3 separate regions of the Homo sapiens genome follow, and regions 1 and 3 are each linked to region 2. A link is an interaction called in ENCODE POLR2A ChIA-PET data of the cell type or tissue named here. Cell type or tissue: CD4-positive, alpha-beta T cell. All regions are shown on one strand. Region 1 overlaps SH3KBP1 (SH3 domain containing kinase binding protein 1). Region 2 overlaps SH3KBP1 (SH3 domain containing kinase binding protein 1). Region 3 overlaps SH3KBP1 (SH3 domain containing kinase binding protein 1).

Region 1 (5,000 bases), 110 kb before region 2:
CTATTCCCCTGCCTCATCTCAAGTTCCCATTCCCCTACTTGATTTACCATGTTTGCTGTCTAACTAGTGTGTTCCTGCCACCTGCAGCCTCTGCCCATGAGTCCTTCTGCCGCAGGTGTCATCAGAGAACACATATTTATAGTTATACTTCCTCTCTGCTCCCAAACCTCCAGTTACTCCCCAGACTTGCGGATAATGCAGTCTTTTGAGCTTGTATCAAGGACAGAGCCCATCTTGCCAATTGATTAGAGCACCCCAGCTTTCACCCTGCCCTCCCCGCCTCCAGTCCTTAGGTTGGAAAGCTCTGAGAGAGGATGAAATGGACAGACCATCTGATGCATATGGACCTCTTGAGAGATGATTTAGACCAGGGAGGATGAGTTTGGAGTTGAATCCATTTTTAAGTGAACTCTCCACTAAGCAAAAAAAAAAAAAAAAAAAAAAAAAAAAAAAAAAAGACTAGTATTAGCTCTAGGGGAAAAGAAACTAGTGATAGGAAAGAAACATAATCTTAGTGTACCATGTGGCTAGGCTTTTAGTAATGTTTGTGTAGTCATAAGGATGTAAATACTTGTGTTAGTTTTGTAGGGCTGCCAGAACAAAGTACCATGGATTGGGCACCTTCAACAACAGAAATGTGTTGTCTCACGGTCCGGGAGGCTGGAAGTCTGTGATCAAGGTGTTGGTGGGGTTGGTTCCTTTTGAGGGCCATGAGGTTCCTTTCGAAGGCTGTAGTTGCCTCTGGGGAGGGGAAGTTGGGGAGAATGAAGAATGCTTTTTTTCCATAAGAGACCTTTACAGCTATTTGAAACTTTAACTGAGTGTGAGGGTGACTTGGGTGACCTGGGTCAGCATAGCCTGTGCCGCCTGCACCGAGCTGCTCTTGCCTTCATTCGAGGTGAGAAAAGGAAGTGGGGATGTTATCGGCCTTAAAGGTCGCTACTGACAAGAAGTGAAGTCTTGGGCTTTCTGAGGCCCGTTTATCATTTCATTCTAAAATAACCCAATAGTTACTTTTTAGCTCCTTATATGAGATCTACTTTAAGATACTCCAAAGCAGGGCTTTTTGGGGGAGGGTAGTGTAGTTTATTGCATTTTTGTAATTCTTCAGAAGATATCTACTTTCTTCTCTCTGTTGCAGTTATTGATTTAGAAGCAAGCTAGGAGCATATGACAGAAACTGTCAGTAACCCACTCTGAAGTTAATTTTGTTTTGGTTACAGGTAATAGTTTCATGTCTACTTCTGTGGGGAACAGCAGTGATAGATTTCCTCTCCTTTTTTTTTTTAAAAGCTTTCCTTTTACCTGTGCAAACCTCTCAGTCTCCCCATGCTCCCATGATGCGATGGGGGAGACACTGAACACCCAAATGGGCATTTCTATCTGCAGAAACCCTAAGTTCCTTCTACTGGTGTTAAATAGCTTGTGGAATGTGTTAGTCTGTTAAGTAGCCAGTGGAATGAATGTATTAGGTCATCTGTGGAAACAATTAGAAGAAAAAAATCTGGCAAAGGAGCAGACCAGGAAAGTTTAAAAAAAAAATCCTTTCTGGCACGCAGTTCAATTAGATTAGTATGAGTTGTTAGAAATTAATGTTTGCGGTGTCAGTGAGCACACTTAAACGACAAAAAAGAAACTCAGTTGCAGTATGTGGCACATCATTAAACATATACTCAGATGTTTATTTAAAAAGTATAGATCTGTATTTCTTGTATGTGTAGCACTGAGCCAGGTAGAGGCTATGTGTAGCACTGAGCCAGGTAGAGGCTATGTGTAGCACTGAGCCAGGTAGAGGCTAAGAGTAAATGAAAATATATAATACCTGGTCCTTTCTCTTAAGGAGCTTAAATCTGTTTGGAGGTAGCAAGACATAGAATGTAAAAGATAATGAAAGGGTTAAAATAACAGTCTGAGACAGGGATCAGCAAACTATAGCCTACAGCTAAAATCTGGCCTTCTGATTATTTTTGTAAATAAAGCTTTATGGAACACAGCCTCACTCATTTATGTTTGTTGTCTGTGGCTGCTTTAGTGCTGTAAAGGCAGATTTGAGGTGTTAGAGTGGAACATTGGTCCCACCAAAGCTGAAATACTTACTATCTGACTCTTTAAGAAAAAGCTTACCGGCGGGGCATGGTAGCTTATGCCTGTAATCCCAGCACTTTGGGAGGCTGAGGTGGGTGGATCACCTGAGGTCAGGAGTTCGAGACCAGCCTGGCCAACATGGTGAAACCCCCTCTCTACTAAAAATACAAAAAGTTAGCTGGGCATGGTGGTGCGCACCTGTAATCCCAGCTACTCAGGAGGCCGAGGCAGAAGAATCGCTAATTGCTTGAACCCAGGAGGCAGAGGTTGCAGTGAGCCGACATCGCACCACTGCACTCCAGCCTGGGTGACAGAGTGACATTTCATCTGAAAAAAAGAAAAAGAAAAAGCTTACCAACTCCTTGTCTGGGATAATAATTCAAAAGATGTTACAAAGCAGTGTATGAGGAGTAAAAGTGATTTAGTGAACGCTATAGTTAGTAAGTCTGAGAATGATGGAATGACAGGTGGCTTGAAAAAGGGTTTTGAAGGTGACCTCAGACCAAGAGATTGGAGGGCACTTTGTGATGTAAAGAGTTGGGAAGGAGATTTCATGGATGGGAGCATCCATGGGGCTCTTGGGGGAAGATCGTGTGGGGAGATGGGGACCAGGACTATCCAGCTGGACTTAGAGCCAGGTATAAATGCAGGTGACGTTGTTAATGTCAAACCTGTACCATATTGAAGCGGCCTTTGAGTTCCAGGATCAAGACTGGGAACTTCCTCAAACCCATAATATCTTTCAAAGGCAACACTCATTTACACAATCAATATTCATTCCAGACCTATTATGTGGTTGACTCCAAGGGGATGTTAACATACATGTAGGCACATCGCTCTCGTAGACTGGTGAGTCCAGCTTGTTTGACTCAGTGCTAGTTCTAGGTATGTTTAAAGAAATAGCTGCCGGCTGGGCGTGGTGGCTCACACCAGTAATCCCAGCACTTTGGGAGGTGAGGCGGGCAGATTGCTGGAGGTCAGGAGTTTGAGACTAGATTGGCCAACATGGTGAAACTCCGTCTCTACTAAAAATACTAAAAATTAACCGGGCGTGATGGCACATGCCTGTAGTCCCAGCTACTCAGGAGGCTGAGGCAGGAGAATTGCTTGAACCCAGGAGGCAGAGGTTGCAGTGAGCCGAGATCATACCACTGCACTCCAGCCTGGGCAATAGAGCAAGACTCCATCTCAAAAAAAGAAAGAAAGAAAAATTGTCATTTAGAAGAGAGGTTTAACCTCAAGACCCTCCAAAGGCTGCTAATACCAGGAGACTTGTATGGACAGGTAGTCTCCCATTCTGTGAGGACAGTGTTCTAGAGAGAGTCTTTGAGAAGGGACTTCTGGCTGTTGTTTTTTTTTTTAGATGGAGTTTCGTTCTCTCTTGCCCAGGCTGGAGTGCAGTGGTGCGATCTTGGCTCACTGCAACGTCTGCCTCCCGGATTCAAGCGATTCTTCTGCCTCAGCCTCCCAAGTAGCTGGGACTACAGGCGCCCACCACCACGCCCGGCTAATTTTGTATTTTTAGTAAAGATGGGATTTCACTATGTTGGCCAGGCTGGTCTCGAACTCCTGACCTCAGGTGAGCTGCCCGCCTTGGCCTCCCAAAGTGCTGGGATTACAGGCGTGAGCCACTGCATCTGGGCGAGAAGGGACTTCTGAAAAGGAATGTTGTGTAGGTGAGAGATGTGCCAGGGGGAAGGGAGGAGGAGAACCCCCACCCATCCTTAGACACTGTATTGTCCTTCCTTCCTTTTAGGGCTTCTGTGCTGTCTACCATTTTTTTTCTGGGTCTGCAAAGCTCCCTGCACATATCCTCGCAGGGTGTGCTTCCACCCTTTAGGTACCCAGCCCTATGCAGTTGGTGAGACATCATAATGTTTCCACATGCCACCATCTCCCCTACTCCCTGACCACCCCCTCCAAGCCTGTATCCTGCTGTCTTGGCATCTGTTAGGCACTGAGCTTCCCCACTTTCCCTAGATCAGTCCTGCCACAGGCCACTGAGCTCACCTCAAAATCCTTTCTCTCCTACCTGGACACAGCCCTGGGGCACCTGGGCCCTGCTTGTCTCTGGCCCTGCAGTGGTCCTCATTGTCACCCATTAATGCTTCCATTTACTTCTCTCTCACTCTTTTTTCTTTTGTAAATTAAAACACACACACACACGTGCACACGCACATACACACACATACACAGAGACAGAGATAAAAGAAAATTCTGTAGTGCATTTTGCAGTGAGTTTATTCCAGACTTTCTCTCCTCAAGCTCCTCAAATTCTCTTCTCACCTGACCCTAACCAAGAGATGACCTTGATTCCTGTTTAAGAGAAGGCGTCAACTCGCTTGTGTACTCTCATCTTCATGGCTTTATATCACTGTTGTAATGTTGATCCACTTTTATCCAATGCCAGAGAAAGATACCCTTCCTTCTTTTTTTTATTGTTCTCTGACTTCTCTCCGATCATGCATTCCTGACTCATCTGCCTGTTGTCCAGCATGGTGACCCTGTCCCCGCAGACCGTCAGTAAGTACTTACTGGATCAAAGAGCCATTCTGTCTGAGAAAATGTCAGCTAAGAATGTAGAAGGGCAGCAGGCCTAATTTGGCCTGGTTTCATATTTGAACCTACTGCCTATATTCATGTGTGCAATTGGGTATGTTCGTGGATTTTTTTTTTTTTTTTTTTTTCTGTGCAGCTACAGTATCTGGAACATATGTCTCAGAAAATCTTTATTGATTGAAAAAAATATGAGCAGGAACAGGGGCAAGAAGACGGACTTTGAGTCCAGACTGGCTGGCGGCTGGAATATTATCTGATCTCTCTGGGAGTTGGATTCTTTCCTAAACCAGGAACAATAATAGGCACCTTGTAGAGCGTATTCCAGTTCCTGTTGCTGTGTGACAAATTACTCCAAA
Region 2 (5,000 bases):
AGAGATGAGCTCTCGCCTGTAATCCCAGCATTTTGGGAGGCCAAGGTGGGCGGATTACTTGAGGTCAGGAGCTTGAGACCAGTCTGGCCAACATGGCGAAACTCTGCCTCTACTAAAAAACACAAAAATTAGCCGGGTGAGGTGGCACGTGCCTGTAATCCCAGCTATTCGGGAGGCTGAGACATGACCATTGCCTGAACCCGGAAGTGGAGGTTGCAGTGAACTGAGATCACGCCATTGTACTCCAGCCTGGGCAACAGAGTGAGACTGTCTCAAAAGAAAAAAAAAATGAGAGAGATGAGCTCTGAAGCTAGACAGGTTGAGTTCCAATCCTGGCTCCTACTTGTCTGACCTTGAGCAAGTTTGCTTAGCCCCCTGGGTCTTGTGTGGGTGTCTGAGTAGGGCCATAGTGTAGATTAAAAGTTGCAGTCCAGGTGAAGCTCTTAGAGCGGGGTTTGGCACATGGTAAGCACTCAGATGTTAGCTGCTATTCATGTGGGAGTCTTCTATTCATTTTATTGTGGTAATATATGTAACATAAAATTTACCATTTTAGTTATTTTAAGTGTACAGTCAGTAGCATTAATTACATTAGAATGTTGTGCAACTATCCGTACTATCTATGTCCAAAACATTTTCACTACTCCTGAGAGAACCCTTTAACTATCAAACAGTAACTTCCCATTCTGCCTCTCCCAACCTTTCAGGTAACCTCTAATCTACTTTCTATCTCTATGAATTTGCCTATTCTAGATATTTCACATAGGTGGACTCATACAATGTTTATCCCTTTGTGTGTTTTATTTCACTTAGCATAATGTTTTCCAGGTTCATCCATGTTGTAGCATGTATCAGAACTTTATTCCTTTTCGAGGCTGTATAATATTCCATTTTGTGGATATACCATATCTTGTTTATCCATTCATCTCTTAATGGACACTTGGGTTATTTCCTTCTTTTGGCTATTATGTATAAAGTTGCAGTAAACACTGGCATACAAGTTTGCCTTGGGGGCAAAGCTTTCAATTCTGCTGGGGTCCCTGCTTTCAATGCTTTTGAGTATATACCTAGAAGTGGAATTGCTGGATCAGATGGTAATTCTATATTTAACTTTCTAAGGAGCTGCCATACTGTTTTCCACAGGAGCTGCCCTATTTTACATTCCCATTAGCAATATACAAAGATTCCAGTTTCTCCACATCCTCATCAACACTTGTTTTCTTTTAAAATTCTAGCCATCCTAGTAGGTACGAAAGGGTATTTCATTGTGGTTTTCATTTGCATTTCCCTAATGACTAATGATGTTGAACATCGTGTCACATGCTCATTAGCCACTTGTATGTTTTCTTTGGAGAAACGTCTATTCAAGTCCTTTGCTTGGCATTTATATTTTTTTCCCTTTATGTTTTTAAGATACTACAGGAGGACAAAAAAGAAACAGATTGAGAAAGTAGATGCAGCCAGACTGGGCGACTGCTTAGATAGGGGGATAATACTGAATTTTCTACTCTGGGTAATTGGGTGGATGATGGGGTACCAAAGAAGACAGGCTGCCCTTTCCTGGGAGAAGGGGCAGGTTGGAGAAAAGGTATTGGCTTTGGGTGGGGCTGCATTGAGCTTGGGTGTTATCCAGGTGGGGAGCCTATAGAATTAACTGCCACGGCCATGTGTCCGATTGGTTTCTCTGAAAAAAATGCAAGACATATTTTAGGTTTTGTCTCCTCCCTGCTTCCACCTAAAGAAGCAACTTAAGCAATTCACTCATCATTCAGCTTCTCTATTTGGCAAATGTGAACAATTACTGGGGGAACAATGGAGTCTGGAATTTATGGGCCAGCCTCTCTCCTGGTGCCAGTTTCTCAGCCCTTCAGCACCTGCTCTTGATCAGACCCAGTCCTTCCTAGCCAGCTGCTCCCCACGTGCTGCTCTGAAGCATTGGGGAGTAGGGGTGAGCCTTCTTGAGAACCATGGCTTCTGAGGCTTTCTCCAGGGACCACCCCAGCCTCACAATGCTGGCGCTGCTTCTCCCACCCTTCCCCGGCTGCATGCCATTAGCAGTTATTGCTAAGTAGACACTTGCTATGTCGTCCTCAACCCACTGACTTTCTCTGAGTTACTCCTTGGCAAAGTTGGGTGTTGTGCTCTGTTGTGTTACTGCATCACGTTGTGTCTAGGTGGGGAATTTGCACGTGCACAGTCATACCCACACTGCGATGGAAAATGAGGTTTGAGCAACTGTTCTTCCCCCAAAGAAGCAACCGGTGAGGAAATGAGCCCACTTGGTGGCTTGTTGTCTTTACTTTCAGAGCCAGAGCAGGCTGGCAGCCATCACCAAGTTAGCATCCTGTCATGTGGCTCAGGCGGGCAATGTTTGCAGATTGTCCCCTGATGCCATCTGCCTGTGAGGCTACAGGAACCCCCAGCAACTGCTGCTCTAGCAGGTGCTGGGGCTGCTGAGGTAGGTGTCCGTGTACATATATTCAAGCACACACAGCTTTGTGTGGTGTGCAGAGGTACCGGTGTTGGGCTAGGGCTGAGCTTCGCCTAGTTAGGCCTCTGGGACGCCAGTTGAAACACTCAACCTAGCAAAGCGCCAGCCCCAGTTGTTGGTTTCCGGTGGGGCCCTGGTGAGGGAGGAAGAGAGGGTGAGGCTGCTGTGAACAGAGGCAGCAACTGGGGAATTGGATATGGTAACTAACACACTCTTGAGTGTGCAGGAAGCTGCGGGGAGTGGCATTGTTTTGACAAACTTTTGTTGCTTTCTTTCTGCCTCTGCCCTCTGCTCGGGCCTAGTCATGGCCCTCTACCCAATTTAGCATCTCTGTTCCTTCCAGCGGGGAGCCCATCCCCATTTCTTACCTCATGGGCTCTTTTTAAGGAGCGCATTCCTCATCTTTGAGCTCTTCCTGCCATTCAGCCATGCTTTGGGTCAGCCCCTAAGCTTTCACTTTTCCCCAAGTTACTGTGATTATGGATTCAGACAAGCCTAGAAAATCCTTACTCCTTTGGGGGGAATTCCTGTATACAGACTTATACTTTGTGAGTCACTATTATCTTGGTCTAATAATGCTTTTTAAAACAATTATGTAAATTATTAAAGCAATTTGAAATAATTATATTAGCCATCAGATTTCAGAAATCTAGATCTTAATGGAGCTTTGATTAAGAGTCTACCTAGAGCAGGGGTCAGCGAACTTTTTCTGTAAAGGGCCAGATATTTTAGACTTTGATCTCTGTTGCAGCTACTCAGTTCCGCTGGTGTAGCATGAAAGCAGCTGTACAAAATACTTAAATGCATGAGTATAGTTGTGTTCTAATGAGACTTTCTTTACAAAAGTGAGTGGTGAGCTTTCATTTGCTGACCCCTGATCTAGAGTGATAAGCCATCCTTATTTTTTTTCTTTGTCAAGAGTTGAAAAGCCAGAGGAACTTGATGACTGTAAATGCATTAGAATCATCTTCTTTTGGGTTTAGTATCCTTGTGAGCACAATGGTAATTTGGGAATATGCTTCTTTAAATCTCTGTTGAGAAGAAGATAAATCAGAAGGCTTTTTAAGGGGGTGAGTCTGCTTGGCCAAAGCTTGTCATTGTTTAACAAGAACAGGCTGTCACTTAGAGCTGTATGGTGGCTTTTATGTTTCACTCATTCTCTTTATAGTCACATGGAATGGCCATAGTTACATAAGGTCGCCTCACCATACTGGGGCTTATTCCACTTTATAGGACCAGGTGCTTTTCTAATAAATGTAAGAAAACTACAAAGATACAGAAAATGGTGTTTTTAAAACATGATGTTATGCTAAGTTGGCATTGCTATAGTTCATTTCCAGAAAGATGGAGCTTAAGATAGTCCAAGAGGCATTCTAAAGTTTCAAACTATAATCTTGTTTTCCTTTTATCTGTCCTCACAGGAAATAAAGAAAGAGATGAAGAAAGACCCTCTCACCAACAAAGCTCCAGAAAAGCCCCTGCACGAAGTGCCCAGTGGAAACTCTTTGCTGTCTTCTGAAACGATTTTAAGAACCAATAAGAGAGGTATGGAAAAGGAAAAAGAGGTTCCCTCCCTGCACACAAACAAAAGCTGGAAACTTCTGGTGAACTGTGTCAAACTTTATATTGCTGAAAAATTGAATAGAGTTTGTCCTTTTGGTTTTTGGTATATATTTTGGATACACACATACATACTTGGCAAGTGACTATATGTATAGTAACTGTAATAAAGGGAACTAATAAAAATATTTTTTGACAGTGGGAAAGTAGACTACATTTGTAAATGATGATTTTTCTGGAGCTGTAGATTTCACTTTCATATCTATTTTTATGGATGAAAGGTGAATTTAGAGAATGCTGTGGTGCAGGCCTGAGCCGTGTGTCTGACCGCACTCTCCCTTTAATTTAAGGCAAACCTTATCAAGTTATTTCTCTCTCCAACTGCTAGGCTCCCTAGCGCAGACCCTGCCTCTCTGAGTTTGTGAGGCAGAATGTGCAAAGATATAGCTAACACATCTGTCTGACCAGAAGACCTTTAACAATCTTGTTTTCTCTCTTTTGAGACCTCAAGGCAGATTTTCAGGTATCAGCTTGTTGGAGTTTTGTTTTTTCTCCCATCCCCTCTTGGTGATAATTGTTTGAAATAATGTGAGAGAGAATAGAAGACTGCAGAGACGACCCCACTCAATTTTATACTGTGAGCACACTAGGGTCCCTCCGTTTTTCCTGACCTTGGACCAGCCAGGGCACATGCTGAGCATGCCTGTAGGTTAGCGCTTGGCTGCCAGCTTTTAGTGGGCTTATTACTTCCTTAAAGAGAAATAGAGAGCTGTTTGAAAGCAGGCACAGGAACTAGATTAGCAAAGGGTTCCATTAACCAGAAAAAAAGAAGGCAAGTTTATATAACCATGGGGAGGAAGAACAGCTAATCTTTCATAAAATTTAGACAGGATAAGAATTTGTCCAGTAAACTGCCCATTGATCATAGCTTTGTGCCTCTCTTCCTTTC
Region 3 (5,000 bases), 93 kb before region 2:
ACCTGCTTGTTGGGTTGATGTCCCTTAGTGGTGTGTTTGTGAAGACACCAAAAGGAAAACGTGGCTGGTATGTAGGTCAGCTTTATTGTACGCGGAGATCCCCACAGTATCTGTGGCCTTGACCTGGGAAATTCAGACCCCCAAACCCTTCAGCCCTGACACTAATGGGAGGGCACTGGATGGTAAGAACTTGGCCTTGTGCAGACTTGCATAGAGAAGAGTCTGTGTGTATGTAAAGTTGATGTATGGCCAGGCATGGTGGCTCACGCTTGCAATCCCAGCACTTTGGGAGGCCGAGGTGGGTAGATCACCTGAGGTCAGGAGTTCGAGACCAGCCTGACCAACATGGTGAAACCCCTTCTCTACTAAAAAATACAAAAATTAGCTGGGCGTTGTGGCAGGTGCCTGTAATCCCAGCTACTCGGGAGGCTGAGGCAAGAGAATTGCTTGAACCTGGGAGGTGGAGGTTGCAGTGAGCCGAGATCACGCCATTGCACTCCAGCCCAGGGGACAAGAGCAAGACTCCGTCTCAAAAAAAAAAAAAAAAAAAAAAAAAAAGTTGATGCACGAGTATCTGTTACGGTTCTCTGGTTTTAAGTAAAAGAAACCAACTCTTCCTTAACTAAGGTAGCAAAAAGGATTTATCAGAAGGCATTGGGGTAGTTTATAGGGTGGAAGGAGAAGCTAGAGGATCAGGTCTGAGAAAGATGGCAACTGGGCAGCTTCAGGGATCTCACTTCTGAGAGCCCTGGTGGGGGAATCTGCTCCAGCCGTCTCCAGTGTTTGTCACATTGCTTTGATCACAGTTGGGTCCTATGTCATACATTGGCTGGCAGAGGGCAGGGCATGTTGATGGACAGTCCCATCAAACTATCTCATGGTGGAGGGGAAGTTCCCCCAAACAGTTCCCCTCCCTGCATGGGGAGTGTTCTCCTGCTAGGGCACAAACACAGTCTACCACCTCAATGACCGACAATCTACAATAATAAATTCTTAAATATATATTGTTTAGACTTTTAATTTTAATATTATTATTTTTTTGAGATGGATTCTTGCTCTGTCACCCAGGCTGGAGTGCAGTGGCATGATCTCAGCTCACTGCAACCTCTGCCTCTGGGGTTCAAGCTATTCTCCTGCCTCAGCCTCCTGAGTAGCTGGGATTACAGGCACGTGCCACCACACCCAGCTAATTTTTGTATTTTTAGTAGAGACAGGGTTTCACCATGTTGGTCAGACTGGTCTTGAACTCCTGACCTTGTGATCTGCCCGCCTCGGCCTCCCAAAGTGTTGGGATTACAGGCGTGAGCCACTGCGCCCGGCCAATTTTTATTTGTAAAAGCTGTACTGAGGTATAAAATTTCACCCATTTTAAGTGTACAGTTTAATACTTTTCAAGTAAATTTACAGCATCCTGTAACTCTCACCACAATTTAATTTGAGAATATTTCCGTCACCCCAAAAAGATTCTTCATACCCATCTGCAGTCCATCCCCATTCCCATCCCCGGCCCTAGGCAGCCACTGATTGGTTTTCTGTCTTTTTAGATTTGAACATAGTTTTTTTTTAAATATGTTCCTGACTGGTGTAACTTTTTCTGGGTATTCTGGAAACTATGTTATACATGAAAGAAAAAAAGAGCCCCCCCCCACCCCCCCGCCCGCATCAATGGTGTGAAAGTCTGTATCTCGCTGGTCTCAGGTTTCTCTGCTTTCTCTTTTAAATCCTTCCTTCTCTCCAGTGGACCATAATTTAGGAGAACGTAGCCCTGGGCTTGATGCTGCCATTATTTACCTCTCAATGTCTCTAAGCCTAAGTCATGGAACCTTCTAGGCCTCAGTTCCTCATTTGTAAAATTCAGGAAAAAAAAATAGACTAGATGATATCTGATGTTCTTTCCATCTCTAATGATCAGTACTCATGATCTTTTTTGGTGAAGTCTGTTTTGGCAAAAAATTACTTCTTGATTTTCTATGCCCTTCAGAGGACTGAAACAAAACACTAAAATTAAAAATTTATTCTTCAGAATTCACAGAACACAATAAGTGCAAAAGCAGTAAGTGTGTAACATTTCTACTTCTGAAATGATTAAAGCTTACTGCACTGAGACCTCTGTGACATTGTGTATATGTGTATACAGCGGAGGAAATTAATTGGAAACTTTCATTCTCCTTCATGCTTTCTGGTTTATTCAAATATTTATTGAAGCAGACAGGATGCTAGGTGAAGGATTTAGAATCCTGGCAAAGATAAGGGCTTTTCCCAGATGAAGGTTGCAGTCTAGTTGGGGTAAGTCAGTGTGAAATTATAGTGAGGTGAACTGGTCCTAGGAGACAGGAAGGACAGTGAGCAGAGGGAGGTAGGGAAGGACTGGGTCACAGAGCAGGGCCACGGATATACCACCGCCACCACCACCGCCATAGTGAGAAGCTGGCCCTGAGAAGCTGCTAGGCAGCTGGCTTAGCCAACCCACAGTTAAAAACCACCCATTTCGTCTTTGGGGGAGGAGACATTCCAGCAAGTTTGAAGGTAGAGATAGGGGAGGGTGAAGTGTTTTGCATTTCTAAGCAGATCTCTTATCTCCCCTGGCTCTATCTTTTTGTAACATGGGGTTAACTGTAGCATTGGTTTTTGCAGTGACTGTAGATGTAGCAAACTTGTGGAGGCTGGCCTTTTGGCACAGCACACAGCTGGAGGGTGGTATTTTTCTGACAGGGAGATGTTCTTAAGTTTTGTAATTTATGGTGTCTTTAAATATGGGATTTTGTTTACTGTTATCCTAATTACACCTCTGATGTATTTTATTTAGCTTAATGTTTTAATTTTCTGCTCATACCCAGAGGTAATTTCTCAAAGGGTACCACTTTAAAAAAATCATAGGTAATGTTTCATCCTTCCTGCAGTTACCTGCAGCCTCTCGAAGGCAAGGAAATGGGTTTTGGGGGCATAGACTTTCTTCTGGGCTCTTGTGATATAATTTTGGCTGTGTTTGTATCATCCAAGATCTTCACCACCTGTTTGCCAAGTATTATCCTAAACCATTCTGTTCTATAGAGACGTGATACAAGCCACATGTCATTTTAAATGTTCTAGTAGTCACATTAATAAAATTTTAAAAAGGTAAAATTAATTTGTATAATATATTTATTTAACCCAACAGATCTAAAACATCACTTCAACATGCAATTGATGTGAAAATAATGAGCTATTTCACATTATTTTTTTCTAAACAAGTCTTTGGAACTTGGGATGTATCTTATGGCACACGTCAGTTCAGACTAGCCACATTCCAAGTAGTCATTAGCCACATTTGCAGTGACACTGTATTGGACATCAAAGTTCTAAACCTTTCAAAGGCTTGCAGAGGGCACTGGAAAGAGCCCTTAGAGTGGGTAGGAGAGACATATCCTCATGATTTATGAGCTCTTAACAAAGCCACAGGTTTCCTCTTCTTAGAGAAACCTGATATGTAAAAAAAATTCATCTTGACAGGAAAGGTAAAGCAGGAAGTAATTATTCATGTTACAAAAGAATTAACCACAGGATCTTTTAAATAGCAAGCTCCCTTAGTGCACGGAAGAATATGACTCAATTTGCAAAATGTGATTGACACTTGACATTTTAGTAGCACCTTTGTTGGGCTGGGAACGGTCTATCATCATAAAATGCAAGCTGAGTGGTCAGTTGATCAAGTCTTTATTGAGCACCTACTGCATGTCATGGATGCTTATAGGGGCCCCAGCAGAACTAAGGGTGATCCATACCCAGAAGGCATTCAGGGGCTCACAGGGAAGACAAGACACAGCTTGGGATTGCCTCAGTGGCAGGGGCCAGAGAGGCCTTGGGTCTAGAAGAGCTTGGAAGGTGATGTGGAGGCAGTCAGGACCTAGCTGTGGCCAGAAGGCAAGGAGGCTGTGCATGATTACTTAAGTTTAAAGAAAGGGCAATGGCCAGGGTGGTCGCTCACGCCTGTAATCCCAGCACTTTGGGAGGCCAAGGCAGGCAGAACATTTGAAGTCAGCCTGACCAACACGGTGAAATCCTGTCTCTACAAACAATACAAAAATTAGCTGGGCATGGTGGTGTGCACCTGTAGTCCCAGCTACTTGGGAGGCTGAGGTGGGAGGAACACTTGAGCCTGGGAGACAGAGGTTGCAGTGAGCTGAGATGGTGCCACTGCACTCCAGCCTGGGCAACAGAGCCAGACCCTGTCTAAAAAAAAAAAAAAAATTTTGTTTTTTTTTTTTAGTATCTTCTTAATTATGTATAGATTGTGTACATATATTCCTGTACTAATTGAAGATCAAGAAAACCCCAGAGAAGCTCCTACGCTGTTATTATTAGGCTTAACAAACTTTTGAAACACATAAAATTGAGTATTGTATGACTTTAGACATTGGTGGAAAAATGAAGACATTTTCTTCATGGTTCAGGTACATAGTTTTAAAATATCTTGCTAATCCTGATGGTTCCACACTTACACCAATGTCAGGGGTGGAAAGAAACCCATATTATGAATGATCTTGATAACTGAGTGTTTGGGGGCCATCTCCCCGTAAGATCTGATGTGTCTTCCCCATGTGGTGGGCAAAGAGCTCCCAGCAGAAGCTGAAGTGGCAACTCTATCATTTTCTTTCTTTCTTTTTTTCCTTTTCTTTTTTTCTTTTTTTTTTTTTTTTTTTTGAGACAAAGTTTCGCTCTTTTCCCCAGGCTGGAGTACAGCGGCATGATCTTGGCTCACCGCAACCTCCGCCTTCCGGTTTCAAGCGATTCTCCTGCCTCAGCCTCCAGAGTAGCTGGGATTACAAGCACCCACCACCAAGCCCAGCTAATTTTTGTATTTTTAGTAGAGACAGGGCTTCATCATGTTGGCTAGGTAGGTCTCAAACTCCTGACCTTGTGATCCGCCGGCCTTGGCCTCCCAAAGTGCTGGGATTACAGGCATGAGCCACCGTGCCCGGCCAGCTCTCCCATTTTCTTGGCACTTGGCCTCGTGTTGTCTA

The links. Peaks named below come from ENCODE experiments on the same cell type or tissue, not always from the same donor. Only the 100,000 strongest peaks of a DNase experiment are listed, where the experiment ranks them.
Region 1: POLR2A ChIA-PET joins it to region 2 with 14 read pairs; 12 of 35 experiments call an interaction of 5 or more read pairs at or near these places.
Region 3: POLR2A ChIA-PET joins it to region 2 with 30 read pairs; 12 of 35 experiments call an interaction of 5 or more read pairs at or near these places.

The regions. Positions count from the first base shown.
Region 1 is chrX:19,852,409-19,857,408 of GRCh38, reverse strand. The region is part of intron 1 of SH3KBP1 (SH3 domain containing kinase binding protein 1); the gene reads left to right. Among named protein-coding and RNA genes, the nearest start is that of SH3KBP1, 33 kb to the left of the region's middle. RefSeq lists an enhancer at 807-986. In CD4-positive, alpha-beta T cell, a CTCF peak has its summit at 74; no DNase peak of the experiment used is centred here; H3K27ac peaks cover 481 bases.
Region 2 is chrX:19,745,354-19,750,353 of GRCh38, reverse strand. SH3KBP1 (SH3 domain containing kinase binding protein 1) reads left to right here. Exons shown (of 18, transcript NM_031892.3): 3 at 3,913-4,036. Among named protein-coding and RNA genes, the nearest start is that of SH3KBP1, 140 kb to the left of the region's middle. RefSeq lists an enhancer at 2,243-2,292. In CD4-positive, alpha-beta T cell, no CTCF peak of the experiment used is centred here; DNase peaks (open chromatin) are centred at 1,303 and 2,513; H3K4me3 peaks cover 246 bases; H3K27ac peaks cover 4,944 bases.
Region 3 is chrX:19,838,567-19,843,566 of GRCh38, reverse strand. All of the region lies in intron 1 of SH3KBP1 (SH3 domain containing kinase binding protein 1), which reads left to right. Among named protein-coding and RNA genes, the nearest start is that of SH3KBP1, 47 kb to the left of the region's middle. RefSeq lists an enhancer at 3,351-3,400. In CD4-positive, alpha-beta T cell, no CTCF peak of the experiment used is centred here; DNase peaks (open chromatin) are centred at 2,486 and 3,476; H3K27ac peaks cover 488 bases.